Linked DNA regions of Homo sapiens: region 2 is linked to region 1. A link is an interaction called in ENCODE POLR2A ChIA-PET data of the cell type or tissue named here. Cell type or tissue: B cell. All regions are shown on one strand. Links, peaks and the distances in the headings refer to the core of each region. The heading gives the core; the rest is flanking DNA. Region 1 overlaps FNBP1 (formin binding protein 1). Region 2 overlaps GPR107 (G protein-coupled receptor 107).

What was found. Peaks named below come from ENCODE experiments on the same cell type or tissue, not always from the same donor. Only the 100,000 strongest peaks of a DNase experiment are listed, where the experiment ranks them.
Region 2: POLR2A ChIA-PET joins it to region 1 with 9 read pairs; 12 of 35 experiments call an interaction of 5 or more read pairs at or near these places.

What each region holds. Positions count from the first base shown.
Region 1 is chr9:130,016,958-130,022,338 of GRCh38, reverse strand. The region is part of intron 1 of FNBP1 (formin binding protein 1); the gene reads left to right. Among named protein-coding and RNA genes, the nearest start is that of FNBP1, 24 kb to the left of the region's middle. In B cell, for the core only: no CTCF peak of the experiment used is centred there; no DNase peak of the experiment used is centred there; H3K27ac peaks cover 4,809 bases.
Region 2 is chr9:130,066,601-130,071,981 of GRCh38, reverse strand. All of the region lies in intron 1 of GPR107 (G protein-coupled receptor 107), which reads right to left. Among named protein-coding and RNA genes, the nearest start is that of GPR107, 15 kb to the right of the region's middle. In B cell, for the core only: no CTCF peak of the experiment used is centred there; no DNase peak of the experiment used is centred there; H3K27ac peaks cover 1,703 bases.

The DNA.
Region 1 (5,381 bases), core at 288-5,287:
CAGCTACTCAGGAGGCTGAGGCAGGAGAATTGCTTGAACCCAGGAGGCAGACATTGCAGTGAGCTGAGATCGCGCCACTACACTCCAGCCTGGTGATAGAGTGAGACTCCGTCTCAAAAAAAAAAAAAAGTTAATTTTATGTTAGATGAATTTCACCTCAAATTAAAAAGAAGAGAAAGAGGCTGGGTGCAATGGCTCACGCCTGTAATCCTAGCACTTTGGGAGGCTGAGGCGGGTGGATCACTTGAGCCCAGGAGTTTGAGACCAGCCTGGCCAACATGGTGAGACCTTGTCTCTACAAAAATACAAGTTAGCCAGGCATGGTAGCCTGCACCTGTGGTCCCAGCTACTTGGGAGGCTTAGGTGGGAGGATCACCTGAGCCCAGGAGGTCAAGGCTGTAGTGAGCCAAGATAGCACCACTACACTCCAGCCTGGGCAACAGAGCAAGACCTTGTTTCAGGAAAAAACAACAGGTTAGTACTGGGCATCTTAGCTATCTCTTAGACGACAAAGGGCTAATTTGGGATGGACACTCCTTGGTGTTTGGAAATTTAAAAGCCAATGCAAATGCTGTATAAAACAATTGATCTTTAACGGTTCAGCGGGATCTATAAATTTTCTCCTGAGTAATGAAAGATTGCTGTGTTTTTTTTTGAAGTCTCCTTAATGATTGTCTGTGTACTTACTCCCTGTTGCAAAACAGGTAATGAGAGTATATTAGGTGCTATTTTAAAATACACCCACAACATTAAACTAAATTCAAATAATTAATTGGAAATTGTTATTTCTGCAAAGTAATTTCCACCAAATCAGTCATTAAGCTATCTACTAAAACCAGTATTTAGTGGCTTTTAGTCAAGTTGGCTAATGGTAGACTTCTCATGGCACGTGGGAGAAGTAAGCTGAAGTAGCAGAAAATGGTATTTGCAGTGAGTGTTCAAGGCGAACTTTTAAAAATACTTTACAGTAATTACAGCATGTGGCTGAAAATAACTATTTGGTTCTTTTTTTAAACCACTATAGTTAGATGGACTATAAACATCATTCAGTTTCCCTGTGTTGTGATTCATTTCCACAAACATGTATTGTGCCAGGCACTGATTTAGGTGCCACAAAAAATAGATAAGAAATGGCTTGACAACTGTCCTTAAGTTTAATAGGCATGAGATTTCTAGATACTGCTCTACTAATGTGTCATTGCCTACAACTCACCTGTTCTGAATGACCACTTTTTTTGTTATCCTATATCAGAAGTACTTGGAAAAAAATAACCAGCAATTTGACGTTTTGGAGAAATGTTTTATTCTCTTCTGTTTTTCACCAACCAAGCAAGCAGCAGTGATGTTTTGTTTTTTTAAAAATCAGAGGCAGGGATCTGAGTATTTCATAGGGATTTCAGTTCGTTTCAGTGATAGAGGATGTTGGCACTAAGTCTAAGTACCACAACCTAACGGGGCCATCTCATTTTACATTCCCCGTTGTTCCTGCAATGGGAACGAAGGCCTGAAAGCTGCCTGCCACATGAGAAAAATGGCAGCTTTTCAAAGTTCTCGAATGTTAACCTCCCTTGAATCTGTTAAGGCATTCAGAGCACAGTGCAAGAAACTTAAGGTTTGAATTGGACTGTGTCTCCGCTGAGTTGGCGTAGCATATTAATTTTCTATTTCTATTGGTAACTTTTGTTGTTGCTAAATTCTTAGTACCTTTTGGTTTTATGTTGATGCGAAGTAGTTTAAGTGTTACAGAAACAGTGGCTTTAAAGTTATGGTATTGCTTTTCTCAAATAGGCAGCACTTAGTAAAACAAAAAGAAAAAAAATTGCCTAATAAGCTGGGCACGCTGGCTCACTCCTGTAATCCCAGCACTTTAGGAGGCCAAGGCGGGTGGATCACTTGAGACCAGGAGTTCGAGACCAGCCTGACCAACATGGTGAAACCCTGTCTCTACTAAAAATACAAAAATTAGCCGGGCGTGGTGGCGGGCGCCTGTAATCCCAGCTACTTGGGAGGCTGAGGCAACAAGAATCACTTGAAACCTGGAGGCAGAGGTAAGCAGTGAGCCAAGGTCGCGCTACAGCACTCCAGCCTGGGCTACAAAGCTAGACTCCATCTCAAAAGAAACGAAAAAGAAAAGTCAAAAGACCATTCTGGAGTCCTCTGATGAAATGAGATCTATGTCGTTGGTATGAAAATGAACATCATTCACATTGTTTCCTAGGCAGAGTCACTGCTTTTGATGCTATTTGTATCATGGTAGCGTTTTGACAGCCAACAGGAATTTCCTTCTTAGTATTCACATTGAGAAATGTGATTAAACATCATTCTGTTGCCTAAAAGGCAAATCAGCAGCTAGAACAGCTTTAAAAGGGACCATGGCAGCCACTCTCAAGTTCTGTAGCCTTTTTTGTTTTGTTTTGTTTTTAATCTAATGAGGTCCTGTGAAAATAGCCCAGTGTTTGCATAGATAAAATAAGCATTGTGGGCCGGGCGCGGTGGCTCACGCCTGTAATCCCAGCACTTTGGGAGGCACTCCAACCTGGGTGATGAAGCGAGACTCCGTTTCAAAAAAATGAAAATAAAAAATAATAAATAAGTAAATAAAATAAGCATTATGCATTTGACCACTTGAAAAAAATGAGGTTTCTCTCTGGCTAGCCATTACTCCAAAGATCAAAACAAACAACAAAACAAGCAAGAGTGGTTATCATTTATTTCTTTCCAGTTAACTATTGCCAAATTTGAATTTATATGGCAGATTTTGGTTCCAGATGGAGCAGTCATGATGATCTGCTTTTGGAAGTTCACTCATTGATTTTTGTAAACTTCAGCAAGTTACAAAATTGATATTCCAAAATATTTTCTTAAATCACTCCAAAGTTGTATCTTTCATCTGACATCACTATTGAACCTATAAAGACTTTTTATGAAACCTATGCAATCTAATTGTTAGTTTAATCCAAAAAAAATCATTTGGCTGGCTTATGATCATTTTTATCTGGGGGAGAAATATAACAATTTGATCTTTTTTTTTTTTTTTTTGAGACAGAGTCTTGCTGTGTCGCTAGGCTGGAGTGCAGTGGCGCGATCTCGGCTCACTGCAACCTCCGTCTCCTGGAAGTCTAACTCTCATCCAGGCGGGAGTGGAGTGCCTTGACGCAGTCTTGGCTGACTGCAACCTCTGCCTCCCAGACTCAAGCGATCCTCCCACCTCGGCCTCCTGAGTAGCTGGGACCACAGATGCAGGCCACCATGCCCGGCTAATTTTTTTGTATTTTTGGTAGAGACAGGGTTTCACCATATTGCCCAAGCTGGTCTTGAACTTATGAGCTCAGGCGATCCACTTGCCTCGGCTTCCCAAAGTGCTGGGATTACAGGCGTGAGTCTCTGTGCCCAGCCCTAATCATCTTTTTTGATATATTATTTTACTGTTTCTAGCTAGCAAAAGATGATTCTTGCTTGCTTAAAATAAAGTCCCCACTTCAGGTTTTCAGGGAACAAGAATTTACAGTTTGTAGAAATTCTCCTTGTACAATTTAGCTACACTATATTCTTATTTTTTATGTGATAAGCAACTGTACTTAAAAGTAGACTATCTTGGCTGGACATGGTGGCTCATGTCTGCAATCTCAGCACTTTGGGAGGCAGAGATGGGCGGGTGACTTGAGGTCAGGAGTTCGAGACCAGCCTGGGCAGCATAGTGAGCTGAGATCACGCACCAGTGCACTCCAGCCTGGGTGACAGAGTGAGACTGTCTCTAAATAAATAAATAAATAAATAAATAAATACCCAAATGAGTAAACTAAAAATTTACAGCACTATTGGTCACACCAAGTCTTTTATTGCAAGGAAGAGGGAGGTTTGTAGGCTCTACAGCCTGAGACGCTAGAGCTGGCTGCCTGCATGCCTGTCACAGGGTTTCTGTCTTACTAGTAGGGGTGAAGTCACTTCACTGCTATGTTAGTTTCCTCATCGGTAAATGGAAATAATAATAGTATTGTACTTAATGCAACAGAACTATTCACTTAAAAATGATTAACATGGCAAATTGTATGATATATATATACACATACACACACACACACACTTTAAACACACTTTTTTTTTTAAACAAAAGGGAAGAGTATTAGCCGGGCCCAGTGGCTCAGGCCTGTAATCCCAGCACTTTGGGAGGCCGAGGTGGGTGGATCACAAGGTCAGGAGATCGAGACCATCCTGGCTAACACAGTGAAACTCTGTCTCTACTAAAAATATTAAAAAATTAGCCAGGCGTGGTGGCAGGTGCCTGTAGTCCCAGCTACTTGGGAGGCTGAGGCAGGAGAAGGGCATGAACCCAGGAGGCAGAGCTTGCAGTGAGCCGAGATTGCACCGCTGCACTCCAGCCTGGGCGACAGAGTGAAACTCTGTCTCAAAAAAAAAAAAAAAAGAAGAGTGTTGTATTGGGGAGGTAAAAAAAAAAAAAAAAAAAAACCACGTTAGACCAGACCATGATGTCCATTGTTTTTTATTTTTTTGATGGAGTCTCACTCTGTCACCCGGGCTGGAGTGCAGTAGTGCGATCTTAGCTCACTGCAACCTCTGCCTTCCGGGTTCAAGTGATTCTCCTGCCTTAGCCTCCAGAGTAGCTGGGACTACAGGCACCCACCACCATACCTGGGTAATTTTTGTATTTTTAGTAGAGACTGGGTTTCGCGATGTTGGCCAGGCTGGTCTTGAACTCCCAACCTCAAGTGATCCTCCTGCCTTGGCCTCCCAAAGTGCTGAGATTACAGGCGTGAGCTACCGCACCCAGCCTGGATTTGTTTTTAAAACATGATATTAGTGTGTTAATTACATTCACATTTGCCTAGAAGAAATTTGTAACAGAAATAGGAGCTCAAAACATTGAAATGAGATGAAGCAACAAATAATTTAAAGCCACTTAAAAATAGAGCCAAACATGGTGGGATTTCTTTGAAATATCTGTTAATGTTTATTTTTTAAAGCTGAATACTGTTCAGTTATTAAGTAGAACCAACTACCCGTGTATAATTAATGAAAAGAAAACACTTGTGCTAGGTTTATAGGTATATAAACACTTAGATATCTCACATTCTTTGGCAACAGCTTAGGGAAGGCAGCCATGTACTAGAGACTTTTAGCTTTTTTTTGCAGCTGATCTCAGGGACTTGAAGAACTCCTTATGGTATGATTGAATTATTTTTTAATAGGTAAAATTCTCACGTTATTGCATGCTCTTCATAAATTACCTTTTTTTTAAAAGAGATGGGGTCTTGCTATGTTGCTGAGGCTGGTCTCAATCTCCTGTGCTCAAGTGATTCTCCCACCTCAGCCTACCAAAGTGTTGTCATTATAGACATGAGCCACCCTGCTCTGCCAAATGA
Region 2 (5,381 bases), core at 111-5,110, 50 kb before region 1:
TAATAAGGCTGGATTACGCCTGTAATCCCAGCACTTTGGGAGGCCGCGGCGGACGGATCACCTGAGGTCAGGAGTTTGAGACCAGCCTGGCCAACATGGTGAAACCCCGTCTCTACTAAAAGTACAAAAATAAGCCAGGCTTGCTGGCAGGCATCTGTTAATCCCAGCTACTTGGGAGGCTGAGGCAGGAGAATCGCCTGAACCTGGGAGGCAGAGGTTGCAGTAAGCGGAGATTGCACCATTGCACTCCAGCCTGGGGGACAAGAGCAAGACTTTATCGCAAAAAACAAAACAAAACAAAAATAGTAATAATAATAATAATGATAATAACAACAGCATCACAACTCCCAGTTTTCAGAGTCTTCCAAGAACTAGGTTATGTGCCAAGGGCTTTACCTATGATTTCTGACCCTCGCTCAGCTCAGTGTGGTTAAGAGAAGCAGCCCCACGGTAGCGATGAAGACACCAGTTCAGAGGAGAAATGACTACCTGAGGCCAAGCAGACTATAGCTAATAAAGCTGGGGCTTCAAACTAGATCTGATATGAGAGCCATTTTCACATTATCATTTCCTAACAAGGGAAAGTAATCATGATACAACATTAAATGTAAAAAGCTATATTCAGTAACATTTGATAGAAAAAAAAAGGGTGAGGGGCCAGGCGAGGTGGCTCTCGCCTATAATCCCAACATTTTGGGAGACTGAGGCAGGCAGACTGCTTGAGCCCAGGAGTTTGAAACCACCCTAGGCAACAGAGAAACCCCATCTCTAGCAAAAAAAAAAAAAAAAATTAGCCAGTTGTGGTGGCATCCTAGCTATTCAGGAGGCTGAAGTGGGACGATTGCTTTAGCCCAGGATGTCGAGGCTGCAGTGGGCTGGGACTGCATCACTGCACTCCAGCCTGCGCCACAGAGTGTGACTCTGTCTCAAAAAAAAAAAAAAAAAAGAAAAAAAAAAAGTTAGGACTGGGCCTGGTGACTCTCATCTATAATCCCAACACTTTGGGAGGCTGAGGTGGGAGGGTCACTTGAGGACAGGAGTTCAAGACCAGCCTGGGCAACACAGAAAGACCCCCACCTCTACAAAACATTTTAAAATTTGGCCAGGCGTGGTGGCATGCAACTGTAGCCACAGCTACTGGGGATGCTGAGATGGAGGATCCCCTGAGCCCAGATGTTTGAGGCTACTGTGAGCTATGATTACACCACTGCACTCCAGCCTGGGAGACAAAGCAAGGCTATCTCCAAAAAAAAGAAAAAAAGAAAAAAAAATTGTTACCCACAATCCCACTGGCACTGACTTTTTTATACTTTCGTGAATTTCTTTCAAGTCTTTCATAAATAAGGGCAAATATATATCCTTTCAACTTTTTCTTTTTGGCTAGGCGCGGTGGCTCACGCCTGTAATCCCAGCACTTTGGGGGGTCAAGGCAGGTGGTTCACCTGAGGTCTGGAGTTTGAGGCCCTCCTGGCCAACATGGCGAAACCTCATCTCTACAAAAAATACAAAAAGTAGCCAAGCATGGTGACACATGCCTGTAATCCCAGCTACGTGGGAGGCTGAGGCAGGAGAATAACTTGAACCTGGGAGGCGGAGCTTATAGTGAGCCGAGATCACGCCACCGCACTCTAGCTTGGGCGAAAGAGCGAGACTCTGTCTCAAAATAAATAATAAATAAATAGCCAGGAGTAATAGCAGGTGCCTGTGATGCTAGCTACTCAGGAGGCTAATGCAGAAGGATCACTTGAGCCCCGTATTTTAAGGCCGGCCTGGGCAACATGGTGAAAACCCATCTCTACCAAAAAAAAAAAAAAAAAATTAGCCGGGTGTGGTGGTGCAAGCCTATGGTCCCAGCTACTCAAGAGGCTGAGGTGGGAGGACAGTTTGGGCCCACGAGGCCAAATGAGCCAAGATCATGCCACTGCACTCCAGCCTGGGCAACAGAGCAAGACCCTGTCTCAAAAAAATTTAAAAAAAAAAAAAAAAAAAAAAAAAAAGAGGCCAGGCACGGTGGCTTATGCCTGTAATCTCAGCACGATGGGAGGCCAAGGTGGGCAGATACCCTTAGGTCAGTTTGAGACCAGCCTGGCCAACATGATGAAACCCCATCTCTACTAAAAATACAAAAATTTGCCGGGTGTGGTGGTGCATGCCTGTAGTCCCAGCTACTAGAGAAGCTGAGGCAAGAGAATCGCTTGAACCCGGGAGGCAGAGTTTTCAGTGAGCTGAGATCGTGCCACTGCACTCCAGCATGGGTGACAGAGTGAGACTCTGTCTCAAAAAATAAATAAAATAAAAAGAAAGAAAGTACTGTTGCCAATAATATCTGTAGGACCTTCACCTAACCTGTTCCCCACCTCCATTTTAAGCTATCGTGTCATGTCAAATAAGATATGTATGGAAGTGACTTCGTAAACTATACCTCACTATAAAAGTCATAGAGGCATAGATATCTTGAGACTGAAGAAAGTACAAGCGAGGAGGATGTGACAAAGCAGCATGAGGATAACAATACCAGATACAAGCAATGGAGATACAGCTACCTTCTCCACTTCCACCCTATCATTTCCATTAGCACTGACACAGGCAATGGAGGTTCAGCTACATTCTCAAACTCCAGCCTATCATTTCCATTAGCACTGACACCGTGGTAAAGGGTGCCTGTTTCACCAAGGATTTCAGAGACTGCAAGCACTTGACCTTGTCTCCAGTACTACACTAAGAGCTTCATACATCACCTCAAGTTCTTACAACTCTATGAGGCAAGTAGCCTCAAACATGTCCATTTGGTAGATGAGGAAACAGAGGCTCAGAGTTAAAACTTGCATAAAATCATTAGGCTAGTAGATGGCAGGGCCAGTAACCTAACTCAGAATTAAGTCCCAAATCTATTTTTTTAACTACCACATACTTTTTACAACCAAATAAAAAGTATATCCTAGGGCAGGGCACGCTGGCTCACACCTGTAATCCCAGCACTTTGGGAGGCCGAGGCAGGCAGATCACTTGAGCTGAGGAGTTTGAGACCAGCCTGGGCAACATGGTGAAACCCCATCTCTGCCAAAAATACAAAAAATTAGCTGGGTGTGGCAGTGTGCACCTGTGGTCCCAGCTACTCAGAAGGCTGAGGATCACTTGAACCCATCCAGGAGGCGGAGGCTGCAGTGAGCCAAGATTGCGCCACAGCACTCCAGCCTGGGTGACAAAGCAAAACCTCGTCTCAAAAAAAATAAAAAAGAGGACATACTGTTTTGATGTATTTGCTCTTTTCTTCCTCACTTTAAAAACGGTTGTTTTATACTGACAGTTCTGCTATTTTAACTAAATGTCAGAACTTCTGCACCGACTTCATATTAAACTGCTTTCAGTCATAAAAAAAATAGAGTAATGATACCTCAATTTAGTTTTTCTTATAAACTGAATTTTAGAAAATAAGAAATACAGTAACACTTAACTGAGCTAGCTTCACCTCACCAACTGGGGGTCTACAGACTTATATTAACCCACATGTTATACATGGCTAACACAGTGTTTTGTTTTACTTTTGTTTTTAAATTTGAATCAGTTGCCAATGAATTCCGCGTAAAAACATGAATTTCCAGCTTCTCTTATTTAAAAAAAGAGAAGAAAAAAAAAGCCACAAGATCCAGAGCTTGTAGGCCACGTTCCAGTACAATAAGAACCCATTCTCTGGAGCAACGAGCAGGGGCCACTGTGGCAGGAGCCTGTGCTCTTCTGCTACCCCTTCCCCTGCGGTCTCACTGAGCCAGCCGACTTACAAAACCAAGCTGGCTTCTAACCGCATCTTGAATTTGTGACCACTGATCAAAACAAAAATCAGATCCAAAAGGTAAGCAAAAAGTACCTTCAGGCACCACAAGCAATTTCTCTACTAATACAGAAAAAAAAAAAAAAGAAAACAAGAATAAGACTACCAATCATGGCTGAGCTCGATGGCTCGCACCTGTAATCCCAGCACTTTGGGGGGCTGAGGTGGGAGGATCACTTGAAGTCAGAAGTTTGAGCCTGGCCAATATGGTGAAACCTCATCTCTACTGAAAATACAAAAATTAGCCAGGCGTGGTGGCGCCCGCTTGTAATCCCAGCTGCTTGGGAGGCTGGGGCAGGAGGATCACTTGGACTTGGGAGGCAAAGGTTGCAGTGAGCCAAGATTAGACCACTGCACTCCAGCCTGGATGACAGAGTGAGACTGTCTCAAAAAAAAAAAAGGGGGCGGTGGGGGGGGACTACCAGTCATTAGCTGCCTTCTATTAGTGGTAGGAGAAACTAACCTAAGAAGTTTAATATTATAATTCTTGGCTCATTGCACATACATAGCAATTCACAAATGGAATGGGGTCAAATTCACTCACATAACAAAAATCCACCAGCTAAGCACATGAAGTGAGAGAAGAACTACACAGAAGACTGAGCTGCTGGCAAACGGGCTGTCTTCTCAGACAGTCACTGAGGGCTTTAGGCACTGGAAGCTTACCCAGTGCAGGTAAAATGGAAGGTGCGCTAACCTGGGTTCAAACTCTGACTCCTCCACTTATTTAACCAGAGCTCCATTTTCTTAAGTTATAAAGCAGGGATAATAACATCTATCTCAAGGGGCTGCTACGAGGAGTCGAATAAAAAGCATCAAATATTTAGCACAGTCTCTGACTTATCACAGATGCTTTAATAACAAGCAGCTATTACTATCACTTAATATTTGGATTTTATAGGACACTTCATTTTCCCCAAATAAGCTCAAAACAGTTATCATTATTAGCTCAGTAGTCTCAACCTTTCTGCGTACACAGCACAGTCTCATTATACTAGAACTCTCTCTGCATACATAAGAGGGAAGAAAGATTTAAAAGGACACTAAATGTATCAACACTATCTCCCTCAGTGTCACATTCTCCCAGCTCTCTTCCTATTGTCCTTCCATCCAAGTCAGCTTGAGTAAGCTCTTGGCTGCCATAACCAAGCTCTTTTTTTTTTTTTGGAGACGGAGTCTCGCTCTGTCGCCCAGGCTGGAGTGCAGTGGCGCCATCTCGGCTCACTGCAAGCTCCGCCTCCTGGGTTCACGCCATTCTCCCGCCTCAGCCTCCCGAGTAGTTGGGACTACAGGCGCCCGCCACCACACCCGGCTAATTTTTTTGTATTTTTAGTAGAGACGGGGTTTCATCGTGTTAGCCAGGATGGTCTCGATCTCCTGACCTCGTGATCTGCCTGCCTCGGCCTCCCAAAGTGCTGGGATTACAGGCATGAGCCACCGCGCCCGGCCAAGCAAGCTCTTTTCTACACTCCCAAGACAAAGCCCAGTGTGCTGGGCTTGACCACACACTGCTGCGACAGTACACTGTCTCCTTTTCTACCTCACTGGGTCC